Regions from separate parts of the Homo sapiens genome. Here region 2 is linked to region 1. The links are chromatin loops, found by intact Hi-C in ENCODE. Cell type or tissue: Panc1. All regions are shown on one strand. Links, peaks and the distances in the headings refer to the core of each region. The heading gives the core; the rest is flanking DNA.

Region 1 (5,857 bases), core at 385-5,384:
AGCCAGAGGTGGCCACTGCCTTTGGTCCTAACCCTTTTTGGGGCCTCAGGGCCCCGCATGTAAAAATGGGCTTCCTAAGAATATCCACCTTGGTGAGATGTGGTGAGGAATGAACATGGCAGTGGTGTGGCTTAACATAGCTGCTAGTAACAAGAAAAACCTAGTCCATGAGACATCTGCTCCACGTGGACAGGATGGGGTGACCCCGAGGGGAGGATACTAACTTCCCCCGGTGGTGGGGGTGGGCAACCAGGGAATGCTATACAGAGCAGGTGTCATGTCTCTGGGGTTTTGCAGAGAATAACTAAGCATAGGGTAGTTGCTCCTTGAGTTTTTATTCATTGTTTTAGCAGGAACTATTAACAAATAAAGGCTTTAGTTTCATACAAACAAACTGACAAAAAAGATCTTATTTCTCTAGAGGGTAGGGAAAGTATAAAATTCTGAATTTTCATGTCGAGTGTGAGCCAAGTTAGAGGAACTTGGCCACCTGCAAACCACTCCCTCCCTCCATGGGAAGGAATCTGAGGCTTCCTAGGTGACCAGGAGCCGGGCTTCTTTTGTTGCCTTAATTTCCTTTCACCTGAGAGAAAATGAAAGCCAGGGTCTTTGTGCTCCAGGCCAAGGCCCAGATGCTGGCTGCCTGCTCCCCAGATGAGACTTCCTGGGCTGCCTCTCCCAGCACCATGTACCCTAGAGAGAGGCCAAGTCCCCAGTGTTCCCCTGGGGCCCATGGAGGCCCCTGCCTGAGCCTGTGGTCCTGGGAGCTGGGGAGAAGGTAGAGATGCTGCTGTCAGAGGTCCAGGCTAAGGACAAGTGGGGCAGGTAGGGCAGGTGCTGCTGGCCATGGATGGAAAGGCAGGCAAGTTCCAAGACCTTAGCAGGCCAAGGACTGCTCAGGCCCCTTGGGAGCAGACCCGCTCCCCAGACAGTCACCTGGCAAAGGCAGAATCTCCTCATGACGTCTCAGAAGCTTGTCCAACACCAGAAGGCAAGCCCCGCCTATTTAACATGAGGCCATAGGACCAGCCTCCCTGGATCCGAAAGGGCCACTCACTCCCTCCAAATGCACTCAGCCTGCAGGGGATACAAGGGACCAGGGAAAGAGAAAGACTTGAGGGCCTCTGTCTAAGGGGCTGGCCATCTGTGCTAGGACAAGTTGCTGCTTCTGCTCCAGGAAGCCCAGATAGGACTGGACTGGACTTAGACCACTTACCCCAGAAGTCCAAAAACCCAATCTCTGCATGTCTCTGAGTGGTCAGGGGGCTGGGATTCTAAAGCTGCTGGTCAGTCCCTAACTCCAGCCTACCCTGATGGGCCAGGTAAGCCAACTCACCCTCAGTCATCTTCTGGGACACATGAAGCAAACAAAATAGCCCTGTGGTTCTGTCTTCACTTTTCAGACAATTGCCCACGGCTCAACAAGAGCTAGTGGGTTAATCCCCTAATTTCCAGTAACCTCAGGCCTTCAGGACAGAGTCCATGGCCTCATTTCTGAATCTGCTTTGTCATTGTTTGAGCCTGTTACTGGCATGAGACAACGGTGGGGGAGGGGGTATGTCACAGGCTCCTGAGTCAAAGCTCCTAGTTATACATCTAGGTCTAAACACGTGGCTGTGGGACCCTGTGGAAGTTATCCAGACTCTCTGTGCTTTGCTTTCCCCCATCTATAAATGGGATATAAAAGGTACTACCTCATCATGTTGCAGTGAAGAAAAAACGAGATCAGTTATTAGCTGGGTCCCTCGCACATTACAGGTGCTTAGGAGACATCAGTCCTGCTCTAACCCCTGCCACATGCCTGGCCTGGGTGGGGCTTTCTGGAGACCCTGGCTCAGGGCACTGGCTGCCTGTGAAAGGGGGGTCCAGGAGCCCAGGCCCACAAGGAGCCCTGAGGCCTGTTGAGATGTGCTGACCTCACCTGGCACAGGCAAGGGGAGGGAGGGGGAGCTGGTCAGGGTCCAGCTGTTGGGGGAGACGAGTGAGGGAATTCACTCTTGACGGGGGTGCCTTTTCCACTAAATTAACATTGCCCCAGTCTGAGGGAGCAGCAGGAGAACACCATGCCCATCCTTACATCAAGATCCAACCTCCAGCACCAGGAAGCCCCTGCCTCCAGCTGGCCATGATGATGACAGGACAGGCTAAATGAGAGGGACCTGGCTTTGCCCTGAGGGTTGGTGGGTGGGGAAGGCGATCAGCAGCCAGGCGTCTGGGGAAGAGGAGCATGGCCACCAGGTGCCTCCAGGGTGAGACCAGGCCCAGCTCCCCCTGGCTCTAAAATACAAGCTTCCTGGGAACCTCCCATGGGAACTCGCTTCTTCCGAAATGGCCGTAGCATGCTGTCTTCTGGTAGATGGGCTTCTTCAAGTCCAAATCCCTGCATGTCCAGCAGAAAGGAAGGGCATTGGAAGATGGAACAGGAGCAGGGTTTCTTTCTCCATTTCAAGGACAGGAGGGAGCAACGAACTGTAACACAGCCCTCCTCGCATGGCACTACGCCTCCCCACCGCAGTTGCGCGCACCCATCCTATCTGTGCCATACCCTGGTCTCGTTTTATAGCCCCACGGATGCTTAGAGGTTCAGGGACCAGGATCTAACTCCAGCCTTCCGGTGCTTTTCTCCTCCCACTCCACTTACCTGGCCCAGGCCAATGTTGACACCACTAAGCTCTAGAAACGGAATAGACTTGCTGACTTGATTCCCAGCCATTTGAGCTATTTGGCCTTATATTAATAATTATTTTCCTAAGATCCCCGCCTGCCTCCCAGTTGCTCAGAGATGGCCCCACTGGAGTTGGTGTTGACTGGGCCAGCAGGAACCTGGGGCAGCCTCCTTTAACCTGACAACCAGGCTTTCTGCACTGGGGATGCACTGTGCTGTACCAAGAGCTCACAGACCCTCCCACTTCTGAGAGGCAGAAACATCCTCCTTTCTGCCTCCCTTTCAGGTGAGGTGAGCATCTGGGCAAGGAAGGAGCAAGGTCCTGTGTAATAGCAGCGCATGGCACTTTACCTGACAATGACGCCCGGCCGGAGGTCGAAGTTCTTATGCACCACATCCAGCAGCTCTCGCTCTGTCTTCTGAGAGGTTCCGTAGGTGAAGATGGAAATGGACAGCGGCTCGGCCACACCAATGGCATAGGAAACCTTCCAGCAAGGTGCAGCGTCAGGGATTGAAGCCTCTGTGTGGGCCCTGCCCCTTTCAGAAGCTTTGCCCTTCTTCTGAAGGGACCAGCGGGGACCACATGCCTCTTGCCCCACATGCTCCCCTGCAATTTTCCTGCTATCTTCACCGAGGGCAGTTCTTCTACACGCCTCTCTCCCTGAAGATTCTGGTTTTCCCTCCCCTAGGTTTTCAGAGCCCTGGCCACAGTGCCCAACACAATCACACAATCACAACCTTTGGCAAAGCATGCAGCTTTCCCACCGGGCCAACATCCCCTCACTCAGGGCAGAACTGGGCAGGGGTCCTCCACTGCAACAGGACGGTGGTGGGTGGAGGGGGCTTACCTGGACAAGCACTCTCCGGCAGAGCCCTGCTTTCACCAGAGACTTGGCCACCCAGCGGGCAGCATATGCAGCTGAGCGGTCTACCTTGGTGTAGTCCTTCCCAGAGAAGGCCCCACCACCATGAGCCCCCCAGCCGCCATAGGTGTCCACAATAATCTTACGGCCAGTGACACCCGCATCCCCCTGCAGAGGGAGAGAAATCAAGATAAGAAGCAGAGCCAGCCCCTAGATGCTGGAGGGGGCTGAAGTACTGTGATGGCAGCTGAACTGCAACTCAGGAAGGATGTCCTGGGGCTGCCCACAGACATTTTCCTAAGACCCCTTAGCCCAGAACTCTGGACTCCACTCCCAGCTCAGTCACTGACAACATATTGAAAACAGGTAACCTGCCAAAGCTTCATTAGCAAGTGCAGAAGGTGGGCCAGGGGTTCTCTGGGGTCACAGCCACTCCCTAATGCCTTTGTTACTGAGTCCATCACAATGGAGAGATCCAACTGCAGGCAGGAACTGCACTGTCATAAATACAACCCTGGCTGGTGCCACCTAGCAAATGCCATGCTGCCCACTTCCCAAGTGTCCTCTGGGCAACACCAGTCAATAGTGATGTCTTTAAAAGGGTGGGAGTTCTATGTTAAATGATTTGGGGAAGTCTGCCTGCTCTACTCCCCCTTTTAGAGATCCACAGTTCATACTAGTATGTCTAGGCTTTGAGAAGTCCTGCAAGAAAAAACAATAAGTGTTACCTCCTTCTACTCTGTGTTTCTACACTCTACTTGCTACTGGAACCCGGGATGGAGCTCAACTCTGGCAAAGCACACACGGCTGAGGGCCCAGGCAGTGGGCAGCAGCCTCACAGCAGTGCCCTCAACCTCCACCTCCTCACACTTGCAGTACAAGAGAGGGGGCAGTGGTGCCCTGTCTAAAACACCCTGTCCCACTCTGGTGCCCACAACAGCCAGAGGCAGCCTGTGGTGAAGATCTGGAAACAGCCACCCGGGAACAGCTGTCCACGTGCAAATGCTGCAGTGGGGAATGTGCACCAGAGCAGGGTGAGGTGCAGCAGCCGTGGGTAAGGTCGATGGTCACTTGAGATGGCAGGAGTGGGAGGGCCCAGTGGCGCTAAGTGGAGGAATCCTAGGGACATATCCCCCATTTCTTGCACACTGTCAGACACATAGCAGACCTCCCCAGAGAGTGCACTAAATGTACAGAGGCCAAAATTCACCGACTTTACATTTAGTCCATGGCCAGAGTCAGCTGACCCCCTCCAAGCTATCTCTTGAGGTTTTCCTGCTCTGAGACATAAGCAACCCCAGTAACAAAGACAAACCAGGGCTTCGTTCAGAGACAAGAATGCACCTGGGGACCTCCGATGACAAACCGCCCACTGGGCTGCAGGTGGTAGACGGTGTCTTCGTCCAGGTACTTGGCCGGCACCACGGCCCTGATGACTTGCTCCTTCAGGGCCCTGCGCATCTCCTCCAGCGTGATGTCTTCGTTGTGCTGCACAGAGATGACGATGGTGTGGATGCGCACAGGGATGACTGCGCCATTGTCCTGCATGTACTGAACTGTCACCTGTCCATCAGAAGGGTGGGGGAGATACTGTGAGGCTGAGGCTGAGCGAACGGCACATCGTGGCCAGACACAGGCACCCAGGAGGTGGGCAGGGCTCCCAGGAGCCAAGTGGGGCCTCCTGTCTTCAAAGGGTGTTGGGGGAGTTAATCTGACACATTCTTACGTTCAAAAAATTGCCTGGTGCTGTGGGAGGACTGGGTGTAAGGCCCAGCTATTCCCACATGGGGCCACAATTAGCACTGCTTGGAGACTTGAGTTTCCTCTCAACTTCTGACCCACTACATGTCTCCTCTTCTGTCTCAGAGGCTTCCAGGTGCCAGCAAATGTCCCCCTGGCCAAAGCCCTTTCTTGACCCTCTATAGCCCAGGAGGTATCTCTCCTCCTGCCAATGATGCAGATAAGAAAGCCAAGGATCCAAAATGTAAATGTCTTGGTCAAGATCACACAGTCGGAAGAGCTGGGATCTGACCTGGAGCTGCATGGGCTGGTAGACAGGGCTCTTCCAAGAAGAAGGTTGGATGCCACTCAAGACCCTGTGCTGGCCACAGGCCCAATACTGCCGAAAGCAGCATGGACCCACAAGAGCAGGGCTCAGAGGATTTTAGGGACATGTGGTGCCCGCAGGGGTGCAGCTCTGCCAGATGGCCCTGGGAGGGACACTGGCCAGTGAGTATGGGACTGCTCCCATCCCAGGGCCTGGACAGAACCACGGGGCAGCAAACAGTGGCTCCCTGGGACTGTGCCTGCAGCAAACTCTCTACCTCCC
Region 2 (5,857 bases), core at 374-5,373, 250 kb after region 1:
CCTGGGTGACAGGAGACTCCATCTCAAAAAATAAAATTAAAAAAAAACTACTACAATAAATTATCACCTTGGACTGTATAAAACAACTTTTAAACTAGTCTTTTTAAAAAGTACACTTAAATAAAAATCTAAACATAAGAGAATGTAAAGTGAAAAGTGAAAGTATGTCTTCTGTTACGCAGAGGTAACTACTATTAGGAATCCTTCCTGAAAATGTCCATGCATCTACTCAGGTCATCACACCCATGGAATCATTTTACATACTATTTTATGAGTGTTACTTAATATACTGATCCACAGTGCGTTTTCACGGTCACGCCATCAGTTGTAGGAGTGTGCCAAGAACAGATGGGCCTTGCCTTTGTACCAGAGGAGTCCATTTACAGTTGCAGGTAATAGAAAACCCAATTCAGACTGGCCTAAACAATGAGGGGAGGTTTTGGCTCTTGAAACTGGAAAGTCCCAAGGTGGGGTGAGTTTCAGGTTTGGGTTGATCCAAGTGGCTCAGTGACGTCAACAGGATCTTGTTTCCATTTCTCTGCCTTCCACAGCCTCCCCTTCATCTATGGTGGAGGGAAGGAGTCTACCACAGACAAACCCCGAGCCTCCCCCTGATGGGTGGTGTGGTGGTGAAGCCAGCAAGGGAAGGGATCCCCGGACACACCCCTCCTCATGCTTTATCCCACTGAAACCATGCGGCTGTGAAATGCAGCATCCTCCAGGAGGGGGATGAAGGCCGGGGATGCTGTCAGCTATTGCCATTGCACTTCTGTGGATGGGTGTTACAGTTTTTTGCAGGGTTTTGCACTTACAAGGACATATATATATATATATAAACTACAGTGTTATTGGAATTGCTTCTTACAGTTTGTAAGAAAAAAACATGTTTTTAGAGGAGTTCTCCTGGGAGGTGGGATCACATTTTTTTTTTTTTTTTTTTTTGAGACGGAGTCTCGCTCTGTGGCCCAGGCGGGAGTGCAGTGGCGCAATCTCGGCTCACTGCAAGCTCCGCCTCCCGGGTTCACGCCATTCTCCTGCCTCAGCCTCCCGAGTAGCTGGGACTACAGGCGCCCGCCACTACGCCCGGCTAATTTTTTTTGTATTTTTAGTAGAGACGGGGTTTCACCGTGTTAGCCAGGATGGGGGATCACATTTTAATAAGTAGGTACTCAGGGCTGGGGTGTACCTGTTGCTGCCTGACCACTGCTGGTGTGTGTGGGTATAAGGTGACAAAACCTCCTACCCCTGTGAGGTTGTTTCAAGGATTAAATGAGTTGAGATGGGTAAGCATCTAACAAAGATCCAGATTATTTAGTATGCATCCCCTGAATTATTGCTAACATAATTTTAATGATTGGGGAATTTTATCTGTGGCTGCCAGTCCCTACGAGAGAGCTGCCTGGGTCACATGTCAGATAGCTCAAGCTTTGAATCACTGAAACGAAACGGTCCACTTCCCTGTCCCTTTAGGAACAAGGCTTCGAGGTCTGTGGCAAGCCTCAGCAGGCATTTGGAGTTCAAGGTCTGTTCTCTTTCTGTGCCATAGAGGTGGGGAGACAAGGTAGGGTGTTGCTTCTTGCCTGGAGCGCAGATGCTACCAGAAACCAACACAACCAAAGTTGCCCGGGAGCCCCCAGAAGCAGCAGAGTGGCCATCAACTGCCAAGGGGCCAGGGTAGGCCACAGAGGCCTGGGGCCCAGGAGGGATGGTCTGTGGGGAGAAAGGGGATTATTGTGAACATCAACGCTGGGGATAATGTGCCCTGAAGACAGCAGCATATCACGTTTGGACGGTTGGTGGACCCCATCTGGTCCCACTCATAAGGAGAACAGAGGCCCTGGGGTGTGCTGGGACTTGCCTGAGGCCTCAGACCGGGACTGGGTGCTCCTCCGCACCTCCTATGAGGGAGGGTGTCCGTGTCTGTGAGGACAGCTCAGCAGGGCTGGGAACCTGGGGGCAGTGCTGGGGGACATGTGTGAGACTAGCGTGTGTGGGCCTTGCTCGGCTTGCCCTGGTGCCCTGAGAAAAACCTGGTATTTGAAAATACACATGGACTGCTGGAAGGTCAGGAAATCCAGGGTTTTGTTCTGAGGCAGTGGAAGTGTTACCGTGAGCCTGTGTTGGCCTCTCTCCTCACTCCACCTGCAGCCAATTCAGCCACACTGCCTTTGCATGGAACCCAGGGTTGCAGGCCGCGTGTGTAGATGCTGATTTAGGCCCAAGCACTCAGCTGTCAGCAGGAAGGACCATAGTGTTTTCTTCTAGTTTTAGATATGCACTCGTTCTGTGTTTTAAAGTCACAGCTGTGAGCCAATATGGGAAGAAGTGAAGTGGCCTCTAGGAGGGACTGAGCACCCTGTCCTTGGAGGTATGCAAGCCCAGGCTACACCCTTCCTGTCTGGGATGATATGGCTGGGGGTGGGCTTTGTGCTGCGTGGACCATGGCAAGCCTTTCCATCTCTGAGAGGTAGTGGTCCTTCCCGTGCCTTCTGTTAAAGATAATTTTTTAAAAAAAGGCATAACTCATATATATTACATGTACACATGTCAAAGATTTTATTTAACTCAGTAATTGAGAGTGCTGCTAAGATTAACAGCCAGTTCAAAAGAGAAATCACAATGAACCATAAATCTGTATGGAGTAAAGGAAAGTTGAAACTGGCTGGGGTTTTTTTTTTTTTTTTTTTTTTTGAGGAGAAAGGTCAATTGAATCTTATTCGTATAATATGCACATCCATAGACAAGAATTATTTTGCATTAACTCTACAACTTAGTTGTAAAAATAGCTCAAAGGCAGTGAAAGACTAGAATCAGATAATTGGAAGGGTGCACCCTAAGCAATGCATAGTTCTATTTTCTTTCTTTTTTTTTTTGAGACAGAGTTTCCCTCTTGTCACACAGGCTGGAGCGCAGTGGTGCAATCTTGGCTCATTGCAACCTCTGCCTCCCGGGTTCAAGTGATTCTCCTGACTCAGCCTCCTGAGTAGCTGGGATTACAGGCGCATGCCACCACAACTGGCTAATTTTTGTATTTTTAGTAGATACAGGGTTTCACTGTGTTGGCCAGGTTGGTCTCATACTCCTGACCTCAGGTGATCCACCCGCCTCGGCCTCCCAAAATGTTGGGATTACAGGCGTCAGCCACCACGCCCGGCCCCAATGCATAGTTTTTTACTGAAGACAACCAGAATCTCTGTTGCTTATTCCAAATTTCCTTCCACCACTTGTCCATCCAGCAGAGCCACTTTTAAAATAGGACACAGGCAGAAATTTAAAGGAGTCAATATCTCATGGTGAAAAGTGAATCCTGAGGGTTAGAGCATCCACCAGGTGCCCTAGGTAAGGGCCAGCCACTCTGGGAGGCAGCCCGGGGCACTCACTGTCCTCTCAGTAGTAAATGAAATCACTCAGGCCATGTCTGCTACCCAGAGAGCCTGAGTGTCCTCAAATGCTTGTTCTGCCTCTCCATCCACTCCTGCAGACACCTCAGTGGCTGCATCCCAAACCGCTGAACTTTGCTTCTCTTTCTCCAACCCCCAATTCCACCCACATCCAAAACTGCTCTGCCCCCTATTCCCATCTCAGCTGAGGGTACTATCATCCACCCTGTGGCCACATCCAGGAATGTGTGTATCACCTGGGCTCTGAGGATGACATCAGCTCTTCTAAGTCAACAGAATGTCGGGTCTGTTCTAAAAGTCTCATCTGACAAGGAGATCTTTAAGGCTTTACTCCCTTAAAGGCTTTACTCCCATCATGATGGGATAACCATCATGATGGATTTCAGTGTCATTCTGTCTTTTTCTTCGGAATGATTCCTGGGACTCGCCTTGTTTGCAACATGTGCATTGAAATATCTTTTCAACATAACTTTGTTCTTAATTGTGTTTACTTCCTTTCTCTGTGAATCTCAGTGATTCCTGGAAGCTGTGGTTGGTGGGGGATGGGGTGGGAGGACTTTGGTAGTATAAAAGAGTACCTGCAATGAATGTTCTAAGAAACTGGAGTGTTGGGGTCCTCCAGCCCTTGGCTGGTAAACTCTCCACTCCTTCCTCTTTGCAACACAATTCTCATAACTGGCAAAGGTGTGCATGTAAAATTTGTGACTGTAGTCTGAGGTTTTTTTTCCCTGTACAATTCCGCCTTCCCCCCTGTAAGCCTGTACCAGGAGAGGTCTCAGCTGCCTTGGAGGCGGTGAGACACGTGGGTGCTCACTGTGGCCCTCAAGGGTGAGGCTGGCACTGGGGCATCTGGGGCCAGAAGTCCTCCTTTAGTCCCAAGTCTCTGCCACTCAAGTGCATCAGTGAGAGGTCCTCATAGAAAATCTACTGTGGGCACAAAGCTGCCAGGCTGATGGGGGTGGGGAGCAAACGAACACCCTTTTCCCCTTTTACACCAGAGGAAAGAGACTTAGACTGAGGAACTTGCCTGCTGCCAGACAGCTGGGAGGTGGTAGAACCGGGCTTACAGCCCAGGGTTTCCACTCTAGGAACTCTTCTCCCTTCCTCTGATGACACTAACTCGCAGGCCATGATCAATGAGCAACGATGTAGGCAGGCACTGACGAGGCACAGCAGGAAGGCAGCTCAGTGCCCATGACGGCCAGGAACTGGGTACCATTTCCTCAGCAAAATGGGATAGTAACTCCCACACTGCAGCTACGCACTTGGGCAGTGGTTCACAAGGCCAGCAGCCACAACATCACCCCAGACCAGCAGCAGCTGCAGCATTACCCCCAGCACTTGTTAAAAGATGCAAATTCAGGCCAGGTGTGGTGGCTCGTGCCTGTAATCCCAGTACTTTGGGAAGCCAAGGCGGGTGGGTCACCTGAGGTCAGGAGTTCGAGACCAGCCTGGCCAATGTGGTGAAACCCTGTCTCTACTAAAAATACAAAAAATGACCCGGGCATGGTTGTGGGCGCCTGTAATCCCAGCTACCCAGGAGACCGAGGCAGGAGAATCACTTGAACCCGGGAGGCAGAGGTTGCAGTCAGCCGAGATTGTGCCATTACACTCCAGCCTGGGCAACAAGAGCGAAACTCTGTTTCAATAAATAAATAAAAATGCAAATTGTATGCCCCTTCCTTCAGGCCTATGGGACCAAAAACTGGGATGGGGCCCAATAAAATGTTTTAACCAGCCCTTCGGTGGTTACAGAAGGATAGAGCCAGAATAGACTAACCACTGTAACAAACATTACCTATACTTGGGAGGCTTTGAAAAATGTTTATTTAGCCGGGTGCGGTGGCTCACGCCTGTAATCCCAACACTTTGGGAGGCTGAGGCGGGCGGATCACGAGGTCAGGAGATTGAGACCAGCCTGGCTAACACAGTGAAACCCCGTCTCTACTAAAAATACAAAAAATTAGCCAGGTGTGGTGGCAGGTGCCTGTAGTCCCAGCTACTCTGGAGGCTGAGGCAGTAGAATTTCTTGAACCCAGGAGGCGGGGCTTGCAGTAAGTCGAGATCACGCCACTGCACTCCAGCCTGGGTGACAGAGTGAGACTCCATCTCAAAAAAAAAAAAAAAGGAAAGAAAAATGTTTATTTTTTTGCTCATGCCACAGTCTCTGGTAGTTGCTGGGAACTAGGGTGGGGGATTCTCTGCTCCACACAGTCTTTCATGGACCCAGGTTCCTTTCCTGTTGTGGGTCCAGCCTCCTGTAGCTGTTGGAGGCATCTCTAGTCAGCTGGTGGTTGGGGAAGAGGTGAGGATCAGGGAGGGAAGATGGAGAGTACTCTGCTTGTTCTCACATTCTGCTGGCCAGAACTCACAAGCCACCTGAAATGATGCAAAGGTCTAGCTGTGTGTGTAGGAGAAAGAAGAGAGGCCAGATATTGGAAGACAGCAGTGGTCTG

Evidence for each region. Peaks named below come from ENCODE experiments on the same cell type or tissue, not always from the same donor. Only the 100,000 strongest peaks of a DNase experiment are listed, where the experiment ranks them.
Region 2: it touches region 1 in a loop (2.4-fold over the local background); 3 of 110 quality-filtered maps call a loop at or near these places.

The regions. Positions count from the first base shown.
Region 1 is chr10:80,271,504-80,277,360 of GRCh38, forward strand. It overlaps MAT1A (methionine adenosyltransferase 1A), which reads right to left. Exons shown (of 9, transcript NM_000429.3): 6 at 4,873-5,091; 7 at 3,514-3,696; 8 at 3,017-3,150; 9 at 317-2,380. The coding sequence ends at 2,278. Among named protein-coding and RNA genes, the nearest start is that of MAT1A, 15 kb to the right of the region's middle. RefSeq lists an enhancer at 1,435-2,634. In Panc1, for the core only: no CTCF peak of the experiment used is centred there; no DNase peak of the experiment used is centred there.
Region 2 is chr10:80,522,483-80,528,339 of GRCh38, forward strand. It overlaps LOC124902471 (a long non-coding RNA gene), which reads left to right and starts at 2,693. Exons shown (of 2, transcript XR_007062218.1): 1 at 2,693-5,857. TSPAN14 (tetraspanin 14) reads left to right here. Exons shown (of 9, transcript NM_030927.4): 9 at 1-149. RefSeq lists an enhancer at 584-663. In Panc1, for the core only: no CTCF peak of the experiment used is centred there; no DNase peak of the experiment used is centred there.